Linked DNA regions of Homo sapiens: region 2 is linked to region 1. A link is a loop called in an ENCODE intact Hi-C map of the cell type or tissue named here. Cell type or tissue: mammary epithelial cell. All regions are shown on one strand. Links, peaks and the distances in the headings refer to the core of each region. The heading gives the core; the rest is flanking DNA.

What was found. Peaks named below come from ENCODE experiments on the same cell type or tissue, not always from the same donor. Only the 100,000 strongest peaks of a DNase experiment are listed, where the experiment ranks them.
Region 2: it touches region 1 in a loop (5-fold over the local background); 17 of 110 quality-filtered maps call a loop at or near these places.

What each region holds. Positions count from the first base shown.
Region 1 is chr16:66,603,984-66,612,216 of GRCh38, reverse strand. CMTM3 (CKLF like MARVEL transmembrane domain containing 3) reads right to left here and starts at 7,513. Exons shown (of 5, transcript NM_181553.4): 1 at 7,265-7,513; 2 at 3,753-3,908; 3 at 2,687-2,782; 4 at 2,214-2,334. The coding sequence starts at 7,411. It also overlaps a transcript of CMTM4 not described here. RefSeq lists an enhancer at 2,406-3,217 and silencers at 6,509-6,728, 6,789-7,628. In mammary epithelial cell, for the core only: a CTCF peak has its summit at 3,500 (motif pointing left); a DNase peak (open chromatin) is centred at 3,466.
Region 2 is chr16:66,656,093-66,664,325 of GRCh38, reverse strand. The region is part of intron 1 of CMTM4 (CKLF like MARVEL transmembrane domain containing 4); the gene reads left to right. Among named protein-coding and RNA genes, the nearest start is that of CMTM4, 37 kb to the left of the region's middle. In mammary epithelial cell, for the core only: a CTCF peak has its summit at 3,399; a DNase peak (open chromatin) is centred at 3,365; H3K27ac peaks cover 1,786 bases.

The sequences.
Region 1 (8,233 bases), core at 2,316-4,815:
TCTTGAACTCCTGACCTCAGGTGATCTACCCACCTCAGCCTCCCAAAGTGCTGGGGTAACAGGCGTGAGCCACCGTGCCCGGCCGCAGAAGCCACTTGCACCTCCAGGGTGTGGGTGCGGGTGCAGGTGGGGGTGTTTCCACCCCAAGACTGAAGCCCAGGTGCCCCTTCCTCAGGCCCAGCCCCTCCGGAGTCTCCCTGGGCTTTTCTCAGCTGGGTGGGTCAGGGCTGTACCTCTGCATTCCAGCTCTACCCCCACCCCCAGGTTCAGCAGGACAAGGTGAGGACAGCTATTTTCTTGTCCCCCAAACTAAAATATACTGGAAAATCAGCAAGCCTCTTTTTAGCCATTTTATATCTTCAATCCCCCTCCCCCAATCCTTGTTTAATATTGTAATCAGAAACAATTTTATAATGGTAAGGGCCTGCCTATGAGGTGTACCTCGAGGGTTCCTGAAATCCCAGTTCTGTCTCGGAGCTCTGTAGAGCCTTCTGGAACCTCCACCCCAGAAGGAAAAGCACCAGAGTCACTAACCCCCAACCCCACCCCAGTGCTGGTTGCTACTTCCTGATGCTCATCCCCTCCCTGGCCAGCCTCTGTCTCTCAGAACCCCAGTCAGTCCCCATGAGCTGTCGCTGGCTCATGGCTGGGCTCAGGGCTGGGGTGTGGGCAGCCTAGTCCCTAAACCCCAGCTCTGTCCCTCACTCCGGTTCCTGGGCTGCACTCGTCAGATTTTGTGGGTTTTGCTATATTCAATTTTTTCCCCCCGAGATGGAGTCTCACTCTGTCGCCCAGGCTGGAGTGCGATGTCTTGATCTCAGGTCACTGCAACCTCTGCCTCCCATAGGTGATTCTCCTGCCTCAGCCTCCCAAGTAGCTGGGATTACAGGCGGGCACCACCATGCCTGGCTGATTTTTGTATTTTTAGTAGAGATGGGGTTTCACCGTGTTGGCCAGGCTGGTCTCAAACTCCTGACCTCAAGTGATCCACCCGTCTCGGCCTCCCAAAGTGTTGAGATTACAGGCGTGAGCCACTGTGCCTGGCTGCTATATTCAATTCTAACATATAAGTCAAGAATAATTTTACAGCAAAATAATTGTTACATATGTGAAACTCTCCAAATAGTAAAACAAAAAAAACAAAATAAAACCACCCAAGTTTCCACTGACGTTTACTAATTGGTCCCTGGGCTGGTTGTCTGGGATCACTTGCTGCGGGCAACTGGGAGCAGGTTGCAGAGCCTGAGGAAACCGCCTGGGAGCTCTAACCTAATATTTGCCAAGGGACGGGATGGGATGAGTGGCATTCATTTTCAGCAGAAGGACGGTTTCTGGGATTCACAAATCCCCATGGCCCCAGCACCTGGCTGTTAGGAAACCAGTGGCTCTTAAGCCTAACCTACTGGTCCTGCCTAGGGAAGATCCCAACCACAGGGTGGGGCCTGCAGGCCCTTCCAGAGCTGCCCTTGTCTACCTGTCCAGCCACAGGCACTGCCAGCACAGGGGCACATCCGCCTGGTCCAGAGAAGCATCTCCCCAGGCAGAAGCGCCTGCTGTCTCTGCTCTCAGCCTTCTTCCCTACACCGGCCTGGTCTCTTCTGCCTGCACACTCCTCTACTGCCATCTGTCAGTACCCAGCTCTAGTGTCCCCTCCAGAGCCTCGGGCCAGCTGACACCCAGCGTGGGCCTGCTTTCAGCTACTGTATCCCTCCCTCTATCGGCTCCTGTTTTACTGTCGTCATTGCTGCCCCATCTGGCCCCTCCCCTGGTACGGGACACATCATCTGTCCCTTGCCACGGTTTCTGGGTCTGACTCCTTTCTGGGCTCTGAGCTTCCCAGGACAGGCCTGGATGGGTAAGACAGCAGAGGGGCTGGGTTTGGGGGATGGCCACTCTGGATCCCAGGTGGACAGGTGCCCGAGAGTGACTGGCTGCCCAGGGGGGTCGTCCAGGGAGACTTGCCGGCCTGGCCTGAGGCTCAGCCATGCCCACTGCTTGCCCCTCCTAGAAAGGCTGGGGTGAGGGTGCACGAGGCGAATGGGACTGGCTTTGGATCAGTGCTGCATGAGGGTAGGTGAGAATGGGCTGTGAAAACACTTCCTGCCATGGGGAGAGAGGAAATGATCCCACCCCAGCCTCAAACTAGCTGGCATCCCCGAGGGAGGGCAGGCCCCTGTTGCAGCACTGCTGGGGTGATCAGGGCAGCCGCTTACCTTCTGTCTTGTGGGCTGTGGTCTCATCTGCAGAGTCCCCTTGTTTGAGGAATTTGGCCACGTCGTTAAAGATCAGGTAGAAATCAGTTGCAAACACGATGGTAGCAAAGAAGCCAAACACCTGTGGACAGGGTGGATGGGATGCATCACAGGGCTGACTCCCTGCTCCGGGAGGCTGCTGCCCCAGCCTCACGGCCCATTTCAGATCTGCTTGGACAAACAGCCCGAGTGTCAGGCACAGACCCCTGTGAGTAACGGAAGTGGGAAAATGAGCTGTGAACTTGGTTTGACAAACAGCCTTTCAAAACCCCGGGTAGAGTCAGTCTTTAATGAGAGGACTTTGGAATCATCATCGGGACCCACATGAGACCCCAGGGGGGCCCCAGCAGGGAAAGGCTCTGCCCCAGGTCCCACCCTAAATGAGGGGCTAGAGGGGCATCTGCAGTTTCCAGAGGGGTGGGGCGGCTGCTCACCCCAGCGGCTTTGGAAGCCCCATCCGAGTACTTGGCGATGGCCGTGATGGAGATAGCAAAGTAGATGAGGGCCGCGGTGACACAGCGCAGGAAGTCCTGGGGAGAGAGGGGCATGCTGCCCTGAGCCCCTGGAGCTGAGCACAGCATGGGGAGGAGGCCTGGCAGCCTGGTCGTGTTCCCAGCCCCAGGCCTAGCACCTGAGGGCTCCTATCCCATCCTGGCCCCACCCACATGCCTAGGCCCTTGTCCCACCCCCGAGGTGCCTCTGCTGCCTTGCCAGCAGCTGACACTGCCCTATCCCGGGTCCAGCGGGGCTGCTGTCCTAAGCTCTGGGCAAAAAACTGTGTGGATCAGGGTGCAGCCTGCCCTGCGATGCGGTGGAAGCAGAAGTTGGAAACACCCCCACCTGCTCCCTTCCCGCTCTCCATTGGGGAGATCTGGCTCTGGGCCTCGGCTTTGTCACACTCTTGTGGCCGATCCATTCATGGACCACAGTTTCTGCTTATCCGTCCCTAAGATGGGGACACAGAGGGTGCAGCCCTCCTGAGGCAGCAGATGCTGGATATGAAGTCAAGAGACAAGGGTTCAAGTTGAGCCTTTGCTGCCCTTTCTCTAGGACACATTTCATTCAGCGAGGTCCACTGGGGTCTGGGCCCTCACAGGTGATAAAACGAGGTCAGGGTTGCCGATGGCTGAAGTCTGGGTAAGCCCTGCAAGTCCTCAGTTAACCTGTCCTGCCCACGTGGAAATGGCTTGAATTCCTGTGGCGGCAGCTCATTCCTGTAGGCCCGGTGGGGAGCACCGGCGCCACCTGGTGGCCAGAGACCCCTCTCCGGGTTCCCTGCCTCACAGACCTGCTCTAGAGGCACCACAGCCCACTTGAGGTCACAGGGCTGCTGAGTAGTGGAGCTGGGATGATCTGAAGCTGGGTCTCTCCATCCAGTTCTAACCAACTGCAAACTCCAGCACACTAGAGAAAGGATAAGGGCCCAAGTGCACGACTCTGGACTCCTCATCTGGCCACTTTGTGCAGGGCACCCCTCCCTCCTGGGGCCCCTGTCCTCACCATCATGGGCCAGCACAAGCCCTGCCACTTGTCATTCAGCTGCATGGCATCAGCAAAGAGGAAGTACAAGGCCAGCAGGAACTCCAGCAGAGGCGCTGTGAGGAAGGCAGATGCTGAGGACGCCACATAGCAGATAAAAGTGATGAATGAGAGACCCTGCGGGGAAGGAGTTTGAGGTGAAGTCAGAGCCTTTTCATGTTCCTTGTCCAGTGCTCCTCTGAGCCAGGCCCTGTGGTCAGGATAGAGGAGGTTCCAGCAGGGGAAGCCAACTGCTCACAGTCCCGCAGCTGGGAAGTGGCAGAGCCAGATTAGAATCCCAGGCCAAGCACAGTGGCTCACACCTGTAATCCTAGCACTTTGAGAGGCCCAGGCAGGTGGATTGCTTGAGCCCAGAAATTTGACCCCAGCTTGGGCAACATGGCAAAACCTCATCTCGGCAAAATATACAAAAATTAGCCGGGCATGGTGGTGTGTGCCTGAAATCCCAGCTACTTGGGAGGCTGAGGTGGGAGGATCACCTGAGCCCGGGGAGGTCGAGGCTGCAGTGAGCTGTGATCAGGCCACTGCACTCCATCCTGGGTGAGAGAGAGAGAGACCCTGTCCGCACCCGCCCCTACAAAAAAAAAAAACCCAGCATGGCCCAGGCTCACACCTATGCTGCCTCCCAGTCCTGGGCATGGCCCTGAGTCCTCACCTTACCCCACCCCAGCTCCCTGACAGGACCTAGTCAGAAAGCCCCAGCCTTCCAAGCACATGCACTCCACTCAGTGCCCTGCGGAGGGAAATCAAAGCGAGGCAGGAACCAGTTTCCAAAAAGTAACACCCAACACCAAAGACGTGTGCTCGTCACTGAATGTAGATTTCACCTTGAAAAGAAAAAACCTTGAACCTTAATGATATGCGTCCTGAAGTGTTCAGAGTTGAAATGTCCTGATGTCTGCAATTTATTTTGTGTTAAAAGATAAAATGCCTTGATGGACAGATAGATAAAGCAAAAAAATCTTTTGGAGTTTTAATGTATTTGCAAATTTTCATAATGATAAGAAAGGAACATCTAACAGAGGGTGCGTTGGCACTGACACCTCAGGCCCTGCTGCCTTATTCATACAGGGCCAGCTGTGAAAGGTGGGGCCAGCTGTACTTGAACTACAAGAATCAAAATGTTCACTGTGGTCTTGCCCACAACTCTGTAGGTGGGAAGAGCTGATGCAGGAGGATGTTGAGCCCTGGGCAGTCCTGCAGCCCAGGTACGCTGCAGAGCAGGCCAAGGTGACCTGTTGGCCAGCCTGGGGCTCCACAGTGCCTGGTACCCTGAGGCTCACGGGCATCTCCTCTGACCCTCACATCCACCCATGAGCACAGCCCCACTTGACAGATGAGAAGACTCTGTCACATGGCTAATCAGAGGCTACTAGAATTTGAACCCAGGGCTGGCTGACCCCCCAGATAGAGTTATCTTACCTCCGCCCCAGAGATGGAGTCTTGCTCCGTCTCCCAGGCTGGAGTGCAGTGGCACGATCTCAGTTCACTGCAACCTCCACCTCCGGGGTTCAAGTGATTCTCCTGCCTCAGCCTTCCCGAGTAGCTGGGATTACAGGCGCCCGCCACCAAACCCAGCTAATTTTTTTATTTTTAGTAGAGACAGGGTTTCACCATGCTGGCCAGGCTGGTCTCGAATTCCTGACCTCAGGTGATCCACCCACCTCGGCCTCCTAAAGTGTTGGGATTACAGGCATGAGCCACCACGCCCGGCCCAGGTAGAGTTCTTAAGCAACTTGGCCCTGTGGGTGTTGGGGAGGCCATCTGTCCCTGGTTTCTGTCACTGTGGCTGCGTTTGAACATGTCTATGGCTGAGTAGTTTCTAGTGGGTGCAGGAGTCCCCATGGGGACACCCAGATGCCCCACAGGAAGCACTGTGGCTGCTTCAGACAAATGAACTGCAGGGATCCCAGGGGGTCCCCAGAGCACCCCCATTTGCTCTGCACATGGCCTTGGGTGCAGCTGAGCCCCCTTTGGAAAGATAGACTAAGGCATAGAGACGGGCTGGGAGGCTGCTGGGGCCTCCCAGGAAGGCCTTCCATGGGACTGACCCAGCTCTGGCCCTCCCCTTCCTGTCTCCTATGCCTGCACCCCAAAGCCTAATTCTGGGGATTCCCCTCTCAATTCCTGTTTTTTCATCCCGCGATTTCTGGGGCCACTTCCTCTCTCTGTTTCTGTCCATCTCAGCCTCTGCACTTGCTTGGCCTGGGGGTGGGAGTGAGGGGACTAGGGAGGCAGGAGTGCCCTCAGCGGCTCCTGTGAACCCTGAGTGCTGACCGTTCACCCTTCCTTATCCTCCCTGACCTGGATTCCTGACATCTGCTGGGCCCAGGGTGGCCTCTATGCTCCTGCTGGACATATGCCTCCCTCTTATGAGGTGGTCTTGGGTGGGGATGGGGGGGTTCAAGCCACTCTGGGGACGGTGGATTCGAGGCTTCTCCCCTCAAGTGGCTCCCAGTGGTCTCCAGGGTGGGGCTGGGAGTGTGGGCTCGGAGTGTGGCATTGGTGTCTCACTTGGGCGTTGGGCAGGTGGCCTCTGGGCTGACCGTGGGAGAGGCTGCAGGACCACCTTCTGCCCTCTGCCCTGAGTGACCAGGGAGAGGTCCCGGAGCAGAATCCCCCTTCCTCCTGCCCCCACCCTCCTGGCCGCTCTCACTGGGCCCCTCAGTTGAGCCACCTGTCAAATCAGGCGCCTGAGCGCTCTCATCTGTAAAGTGGGGACAAGGGCAGGAAGCGCCAAGTTCCTGGGATCTAAGCAACAAGTGGCCGCCGCCGTGCGCCGCTCTCTCCTCCCGCCTCCCCCGGTCTCCGGCCCGGCCTCTCCCTCCCCATCCCCAACGGCCCAGCGCCACCCCTACCCCACAGCGGACAGTGCGGGCGCCTCCGGTGTCCAGAGGACAAAGAAGCCCCACCGGCCGGGGTGGGGGCGAGGGCGGAGTAGGAAGGAGCCCGGCCGCGGAGGGGAGGAGGGCGATGAAGTCACCGCGGGGCCGCCTCACCCAGTCCCGGGGGTGGGGGATCCCTCCCGCTCCGCACGGCCCCCCGCCGGCTCGGCCCCGCAGGTCGAGGCCCCGGCCCGCACTACCCGCTCGCAGGAAAGCGGACCCCGCTGCGGCCCGGGAGTCCCGGAGGTCCGAGTTGCCCGAGTCCCCGGGGCCCAGAGAGGGCGGGGGCGCCTGGCTCACACAGCAGGACCCACATCCCCGGGCCCCACCCACTTCCCACGGCCCCCAGCTCTGGACTCGCGGGGACAGCGCCGCGGATGGCCTGGGCTCGGGCCCCGCCCCGCCGTCCAAAGTTTGGGGACCTCGACCCAACTTCGCCAGGCGCCCGAGAGAAGTCGGCCGAGGCGGCGCGGAGAGGGGGTATCGGAGCACGGCGGCCGCCCCCGGACCCCACCCGCGCCCCGACGTCCTCCTCCGAAAGGAGCCGCGCAGTCCTAGCGGGGCGGCCGAGGGTCCCGCCGCACTCACCGACTCGGCCAGCAGGAGGCGGCCTTTGAGAGAGCAGAGGAAAGCCCGCGCCGGCAGCAGGGCGCGGAGCCCGGGGACCGCGGGGCCGGGACGGGAGCCGCCGGCAGGCTCGGGGTCCGGGTCGGGGTCGGGGTCTGGGGGCCACATGGCGGCGGCGGCGGTAGGGCCGGGGCTCGGCCTGGCTCCCCTCTTCTCGCGCCCGGAGGGAAGCGGAAACCCGGGCTGTGCGGAAGGAGGGCAGGCGACACTGGCTCGCGCAGGGGCGCATCCCCCGCCGCCACGCCCCGCCCCGCCCCCACCCGCTCCTCCAGCCCGCCCCTCCCCCTCGGACCCCGGCTGCGGGGGATGCTGGGCCCGACCCGCCCCCTCCCCGGCCTGGGGCCTCCGCAGACTCCACCTTCTTCTTCACCCTGGTTCGGGCCGCTGGAGACCTCCCGATCACCGCCCCGGCACCCCTTCGGAGCTCCCACCCGTCTGCCCCTATCCAGAAGGGCTGTCTATACTCGCTGTCTCCGGTCTAACTTCCTGCCCGTGCGCGTGTCTGGGATCCGGGAACCCAGGCGTCTAAACAGCAAAGACCCCGGCCGTGATGTCGGCTCCGCAACCCATGCCCTCTCTTTTTCTTGGGGGCCGGAGTTTTCTTGCGACTTTCTTGGCCACCCCTCCTGTCCCCGGCCAGCCCCACCCTCCTCCAGGGCCTCTTTGTTGGCTGTTCCAGGCCTCGGTCCTGCACCCGCCTCCCCCAACCCATTCTCAGAGGACTCTCAGACCTGCAAGCGCAGCTCCAGGCACACACACAGACACACACACACGCGCGCGCGCGCGCAAACACACACAGGCACGCACATCTGCAGGACTTCCTGACCTGCAGTCCCCCCACCCCAACACATCTCTCTCTCTCACACACACACACACACACACTCCACACGCACATGCGTGCACATCTAGAGAGCGTCTGGAGTTCAGCGT
Region 2 (8,233 bases), core at 2,151-4,650, 52 kb before region 1:
TGAAGAACCTCATAGCGTTTCATTTAGAGCAGATTTGTTGGCTATGAGTTCTCTTCATTTTCCTTTATCTGAAATTTTTTTTTTTTTTTTTTGAGACGGAGTCTCACTCTGTCACCCAGGCTGGAAGTGCAGTGGTGCGATCTTGGCTCACTGCAACCTCTGCCTCCCGGGTTCAAGCAATTCTCCTGCCTCAGCCTCCAGAGTAGCTGGGACTACAGGTGCCCACCACCATGCCCAGCTAATTTTTGTATTTTTAGTAGAGACAGAGTTTCACCATGTTGGCCAGGCTGGTCTCAAACTCCTGAGCTCAGGTGATCTGCCTGCCTCAGCCTCCCAAAGTGATAGGATTACAGGCATGTGCCACTGCACCTGGCCTGTTCTAAGCTTTATATAAAATAATCCAAGAAGTAGGGATGCGTACTCTTTAAACAAATAGAAAGACAGAAAGTCTCAGCTAAGAAATAGAAGATATAAAGAAGCAAATGGGCCGGGTGTGTTGGCTCACACCTGTGATCCCAGCACTTTGGGAGGCCGAGGTGGGTGGATCACGAGGTCAGGAGATTGAGACCATCCTGGTCAACATGGTGAATCCCTGTCTTTACTAAAAATACAAAAATTAGCTCGGTGTGGCGGCGCTTGCCTGTAATCCCAGCTACTTGGGAGGCTGAGGCAGGAGAATCGCTTGAATTCGGGAGGCGGAGGTTGCAGTGAGCCAAGATCGCACCACTGAACTCCAGCCTGACGACAGAGCTAGACTCTGTCTCAAAAAAAAAAAAAAAAAAAAAAAAAAAAAGCAAATGAAAATCTTAGAACCATAGAACGTAGTATCCAAAATAAAAATGGATGGGCTGGATAGCAGAAGGTAGCTCATCACTCACTGTAACCTTGAACTCCTGGGCTCCAGTAATCCTCCCGCTTCAGCCTCCTGATTAGCTGGGACTGCAGGGGTATACCACCATGCCTGGCTAATCTTGGGTTATTTTATTATAGCTGCTTTACAATCTGATAATTCCAACAACTGTGTCATCTTGGCATTGGCATCTGTTGATTGTCTTTTTCCATATGAATTGAGATTTTCCTGGTTCTTTGTATGCCAAGTAATTTAGAATTATATCGTGGACATTTGTTTATTATGTTATGGGACTCTGGTCTTGTTTAAATCCTATGAAGAATGTTGATTTTTGTTTTGTTTTCGAAAGCAATCAACCTGGCTGGGTTCAAGTGAGAAGTTCTGGTCAGTCTTCTGTGGGTTGAAGGTTCAATATCAATTCTGTTTCAAAGCCTTTGTGATGCTATTTGAATCTTTGCTCGGTATATGCCACCCAGTGGTCAGTCTGGGACCTAGGTGGTGAGCTATCCCATAGTTCATTCTCAACGTCTTTACTGCACTGTTTAGGGTCAGATACACATATATATACAACTTTGGGTGAGCTCAGGAGTTTATAAGCTTTATGGGCTTGGTGTTTTGATTTATAAACAGGAGTTTATAGAACTTTATGGGTTTGCTTCCTCTTTCTGCCAGTTCCTTGGTATTTTCCAGCCCTTAGAACTCCTCTTTCGGGTCTGTGTCCCAAAAGCTGGTTCTTTAGTTACCCTACTCTGTTGAACAGTTTCCACAGCTGTGTCCATGTCCTAGGCCACATGGTGGGAGGACAGGGGAAGGGGAAAGCAAGGGGGTTCGCTCATGCCCTAAGAACTCGGGTTCCTCTGAGTCGACTCCTCTGTTGTGGACATCTGTAGCCTCCTGCTGCTGCATTGCCTCTGACACTTCAGGGTTGTCTGGGGTCTGAAATCTAAGTGAGAATGAAGGAAAAAAAAAGTTAAAAGGAAAATAAAACCCAGGATTGTGTTCAATGTCTATGAGTGTTAGGAAAATCCCCCTGTCTACTTTTCTGGCCAGAACTAGAGGATTGTCCTGGACTCCCTATCTATACCAGGCTCTCTTTTCTGGGTTTTTCTGGGTTTGAGGCTCCTTAGAGTCTAAGCTGGGGAACACTGGAGGAAAAATAGGAGCCTGACTGTTGGTTCTGTGGTGCTTTGAACTCTGGGCATCTTCACCATCTGCCTACTTTGATTTGTTTTTCAGTGTCCTGAAATAGCTGCTCTGTGCATTGTTTCCAGTTTGATAGCAGCATTCAGTGGGACAGACAGGCTGGAGTGTACCTACTTCATTAACTGGAACTGGAATTCCAAATTTATGATACTTGGAAGCTTTCTAATTTGTTTTTGTTGTCTGTTTTTATTGTCTGATAGCCAAATAGGCTCCTGGCTTGCAGGCTGCTGGGGCCCTGGCTTGTGTAGAGATGAATCACGGTGGCATGGTGTTTTGGTTTTTTGTTTGTTTTGTTTTTGTAGTAAGGAAATGTTTTATTTTTATTTTATTTTATTTTTTTGAGACAGAGTCTTGCTCTGTTGCCCAGGCTGGAGTGCAGTGGTGCGATCTCAGCTCACTGCAGTGTCTGCCTCCCGAGTTCACGCAATTCTCCTGCCTCAGCCTCCTGAGTAGCTGGAATTACAGGCATGCACCACTATGCCCGGCTAATTTTTTTGTTGTTTTAGTAGAGATGGGGGTTTCACCGTGTTGGCCAGGCTGGTCTTGAACTTCTGACCTCAGGTGATCCACCCACCTTGGCCTCCCAAAGTGCTGGGATTACAGATGTGAGCCACCGTGCCCGGCCTATAGTAAGGAAATGTTTTAAGTATTACTCTGGGATATTCCTGGCATGTGCAAGGAATCATATAAAAGGATCCATTTTAATAAAATTTGGACTTAATGTTACTATCTTTTCATATTAGCGAACAGACTTTTCTGCCTGTGAATATGAAAACAGAGCATTATAGAAAAGATTTGGGACTGCTTAGCTCTACTTCCCACTAAAAATGACAGTCTTTTACTTCATCCTTAACTGACAAGCGTTTAGCCTCAGTGTGACTGATGTCAGCTAAAATCACCAGGTCTGTTTTCACTTGGCTGCTTTTATCAAGTCTGTTCTCCCTACTCTATATTCCTGTAGCTGAATCTTTGAACCTGAAATTTATACGGGTTACAGTCCATCCGCAGCACCAGTCTGGCTGATGTTGGGATAATTTTGAAGCTTATTACCTTACATATTAGCAATCTGAAGTCTCTTATTCACAGATGTGGCAAGTGATAAACCAGCTTTGTATGTTTTCTCCCAAATAATTTCTAGAAACTTAAGTGGCCCTTCACCTGAGCCCATGTTTTAGGCTGACATGGAACATTAATTATCAACCTTTGGATAGTGTCCAGTTGCCTGTGGACATGGTTTAATGACTGTTTCGTAGATGCCTGTTCATGCCCTGTTGGTCAGTCATTACTCAGCTATTTTCCTGAGTGTCTGTTCGGGAGGGATAGAGCAGGGAGCCAGCTAGACGCGATTCCGGAGACAGGCCCCACCGTGCGGTAAACTGCACTTCCTCACTTAGCACAGCGAGCAGGAGAGGGAAGAGCTGACTATGGGGACAGGGCAGCCAAGTGTTAGGAGATTTGAGGAGACAGCAGGAAGCCTGCAGAGGGAGAGGTTTATTGTGGAGGGATGAGGAAAGGCTTCCCAGAGCAGCTTGCAGTTATTTTTTTATTTGCTTGTTTTTAAATTACTTCTTAAAGAAATCACACAAGTAATACCAATTTAAGAAAAATTAGAAAATACCTCTAAGTTAAAAGAAAAAAACACATGTCCTAGTATCTTACTCATCAGAGATGAACACTAGTCACATTGTGTGTAACACTGTCTCCGTATTTGTTCACATATGTCTGTGTGCATATATTTACAAGTACAGATTGCTTTGTAACATGACTGTTCTATGCTGCTTCTCCTTATCAATAGACTTTACAACATTGAAAATTTTTCTTTTTAATTTACATGCAATAAATTTCACCTTTTATGGTGGAGTTTTGTTTTTTTTTTTTTTTTTTTGAGACAGGATCTCACCCTATTGTCCAGGCTGGAGTGCAGTGGCATAATCAGGGCTCACTGCAGCCTGTACCTCCCAGGCTCAAGCAATCCTCCTACCTCTGCCTTCCAAGAGGCTGAGACCACAGACATGTGCCACCACGCCTGGCTAATTTTTTCTTTTTTTGTAGAGATGGAGTCTCACTAGATTGCCCGGGCTGGTCTCCAACTCCTGGGCTCAAGTGATCCTCCTGCCTTAGCCTCCCAAAGTGCTGGGATTACAGGCATGAGCCACCGTGCTCTGCCTTGTAGTTTTAATTTGCATTTTCCTAATAGCTAGTGATGTTAAGGATCTTTTCATGTGCTTGTTTGCCATCTATATATCTTCTTTTGTGATGTGCTCATATCTTTTACCCACTTTTTAATTGGGTTGTTTCTTATTGTGGAGATTTGAGTTTTTTGTATGTTCTGGATATAAGTTCTTCAACATTTTTAAAAAATTTAAATTTTTATTATGGAAACTTTCAGACATACACTAGTAAAGATAATAGTACAAGTGCCCACATACTTTTTATCCAGCTTTTACAGTTATCACCATTTTGCATTTTTGTTTAATCAACGCTCCCCTCCTTTTTTGTTGTAATATTTTAAAACAAGTCTTCAATATCATAGCATTTCAACTATAAATATGAAGTATGCATCTCTATCAGTTACGAACTTTATTTTAAATGACACATCCACAATATCAATATTACTTCAAAATAACATAATTATTCCTTAATGTCATTGACTATCCTATGTTCACTTTTCCCCAGTGATCTCCAAAATGCCCTTTTGGTTTGTTTGAATTAGGATCTAAACAAGATCCATACGTGATTGCATTTGCTTGCTGTGTCTGAAGTCTCTCTTAATCTTACAACAGCCCTCATCTCCCTTTATGTCATTTGTTTGCTGATGAAATGGGGTAATTTGTTATATAGATTTCCCATTTTGGCCTTGACTGGTGGCTTTCTCTAGTGTGATTTTTTTTTTTTTTTGAGGCAGAGTCTCACTCTGTCGCCCAGGCTGGAGTGCAGTGGCACGATCTCGGCTCACTGCAACCTCCGCCTCTGAGGTTCAAGTGATTCTTGTGCCTCAGCCTCCCAAGTAGCTGGGACTACAGGTGCACACCACCATGCCCAGCTAATTTTTGTATTTTTAGTAGTGACAACGCAATATTGGCCAGGCTGGTCTCAAACTCCTGACCTCAAGTGATCCGCCTGCCTCAGCTTCCCAAAGTGCTGGGATTACAGGTGTGAGCCACCACGCCCAGCCTCTAGTGTGATTTTAACATGCTCCTTCAACTTCTCTGTTTCCTGTAACCTGGTTACTCTATATAGCTTGACTGTGGGATGGGGTTGGGGGTGGGATGAAAAGAAGCTGTCTCAGGTCTGCTGGCTTCATCCTACGGCATCCACACTAGCAGGTGGAGCAGCTGATTGTCTTGCTTTTAGTGAAGCCAAGATTGATTGGTGGGTGCTTGATCCATCTGTTTGAAATTCCGCATCGGTGGCTTTAATAGCTACTGATGCTCACGAGCTAGATCAGCCATTCTTCCTCCCTGTGGGAGGAGATTTTGCCCCCCAGGGATATTTGACAGTATCTGGAGACATTTTTGGCTTTCTCCACTTGGGGGTGGGAGGAGTACTGGCACCTAGTGGTGTGGAGGCCAGGGATGCTGCTAAACATCCTCAATGCACAGGACAGCCCCTCACAATGAAAAGTGATCCGGTCTGAGATGCCAATAGTGCTGAGTTTGAGAAATCTTGTCCTAGAGCCCAATGTGGGTATCAGGATTTTGAAAGGATCCCTGGATGAACCAAGTATATGAGCCACTGGCATAGATCAAGGGCCACAGGAAATCACAGAGCGATAAAACTGGTTTGGGCTGAAGAAAGAGCCACAGAAAGCTTTGGTGGAGGAAGTGCGACTCGAATGGGAGTTAGGAGCATGACTTTGATAAATGAACAGGCAGAAAAAGAATGTTTTTTTGGTTGAGTTCAGCAATTAATGCCCTCTAACTCCTGGTTTTCAGATGGATTGAGAATCCGGGTCCAGATCATTTCAAAATAATGGTTTCCTCCCCTCCCTCCCTCCCTGCCTGCCTCCCTCCTTCTCTCCTTCCCTCCCTCCTTCCCTCCTTCCCTCCCTCCCTACCTCCCTTCTTTCCCTTTCTTTGCTTTCTCTCAATCATAGCTCACTGCAGCCTAGACCTCCTGAGCTCAAGTGATCCTCCCACCTCAGCCCTCTGAGTAGCTGGGACTACAGGCATGTATCACAACGTCCAGCTAATTTTTAATTTTTTAATATTTTTTGTAGAGATGGAGTCTTAGTATGTTGCCTAGGCTGGTCTCGAACTCCAGGCCTCAAGTGGTCCTTCCACCTTGGCCTCCCAAAGTGCTGGGATTATAGGCATGGTTATGGAGCCTGGCCAATGATTTTCTAATTCAATCATTCCTTTTGCATTTATTAACTGGAATTTTGTAAAGATCTTTTCCTCACCATCTGTTTGATTTTCCTGAAATACAGTTTGTACAGGAAAGGCAAGGTAAATGCTGATTCTTTTGATTCTTTTCCTTCATTAATTTTCCTAATAACAAGCTAATGCTTTAGCAACCTCTAAAGGTGAACAATGAGTTTTTTCTCCAAACTCGTGGATTTTTACAGATTTGATACATGTCATTTAAAAAGCCTTTATTTTGAAATAATTACAGACTGAAAGATTGCAAGAGTAGTATAAAACAATATATGCTTTGACCTAGATTCTCCAAATGTTAATTTCACCATATTAGCTTTATCCTTCCTCTACTGTCTCTCTCTCTCTGTGTGTTTATATATCTGTATATGTATATTTATAGAATATTTTAAGTCTTTTGAGAGTACAGACTTGATGTCTCTTTTATCTCTAAAAACTTCAGTGTCCTAAAGACAAGATTACTTTCTTACATAACCACACTATAGTTACCAAAATCAGGAAATTAGGGCTGGCTGCGGTGGCTCACGCCTGTAATCCCAGTACTTTGGGAGACCAAGGCAGGCAGATCACCTGAGGTCCGGAGCCTGGCCAGGCCATGAGCCTGGCCAACATGGTGAAACCCTGGGTCTACTAAAAATACAAAAATTAGCCGGACGTGGTAGCGGGTGCCTATAGCCCAAGATACTCAGGAGGCTGAGGCAGGAGAACCGCATGAACCTGGGAGGCGGAGGTTGCAGTGAGCTGAGATCACACCATTGCACTCCAGCCTGGGTGACAGAGCGAGACTCCATCTGAAAAAAAAAAAAAAAAATCAGGAAATTAACACTGATTCAGTACTCTTAGCTAATCTGTAGACCTTATTCATGTTTCCCTCTTTGTCTCAAAAATCTGTTTAATAAATGAAAATCCTAGATCATGTTGTCATTTAGTTGTCATGTCTCTTTAATCTCCTTGAGTCTGGGATAGTTCTTTAGCCTTCATTTCATGTCATTGACAGTTGAAGAATACAGGCGAGTTATTTTGTAGATTGTCCCTCAATTTGGGTTTGTCTGATGCTGTCTCCTGTTTGGATTCTGGTTATTTTGTGGTAGTGTCGGGAACACCACAGAAGGGACGATGTGTCCTTTCAGTGCATCATATCAGAGGCAGATGATGTAGATTTGACTCATTACTGGAGATCTTAACCTGGTTAAGGGGATGTCTGCCCAGATTCTCCACTGTTGAGTTACTGTTTTTTTTTTTTTCTATGTAGTTAATAAGTATTTTTTTGTGTGTGGGAAGATACTTTCAGACAATGTAAATATCTTATAACTTCTTAACCTTTCACAGCCTGGGCAACATGGTGAAACTACAAAAAATTAAAAAATTAGCTGGGTTCTGTGGGGCATGCCTGTGGTCCCAGCTACTCGGGAGGCTGAGGTGGGAAGATGTTTTGAGACTGAGAGGCAGAGGTTGCAGTGAGCCAAGATCACGCCGCTGTACTCCAGGCTGGACAACAGAGTGAGACTCTGTCTCAAAAGAAACAACAATAACAACAACAAAAAACCCTTTCATTCATTAGTTTTAATGTCCATTGATGACTCTTGCCTGAATCAAGAATTACGATAGCTGCCAAATGGCAGTTTTTTAAATCCACCATTCCTGCTATATTTGTTGGTTGGATTTTCAACTGTAGGAAAGAGTTTTTCCTTCTCCCTTCTTAATTTGTATGAACTCATGAGTTTGGATTTTTTTCATTGATTTTAATACTTAATTATTATTTTTGTTTGTTTTTGGAGACAAATACTCTGTCTCCCAGATACTG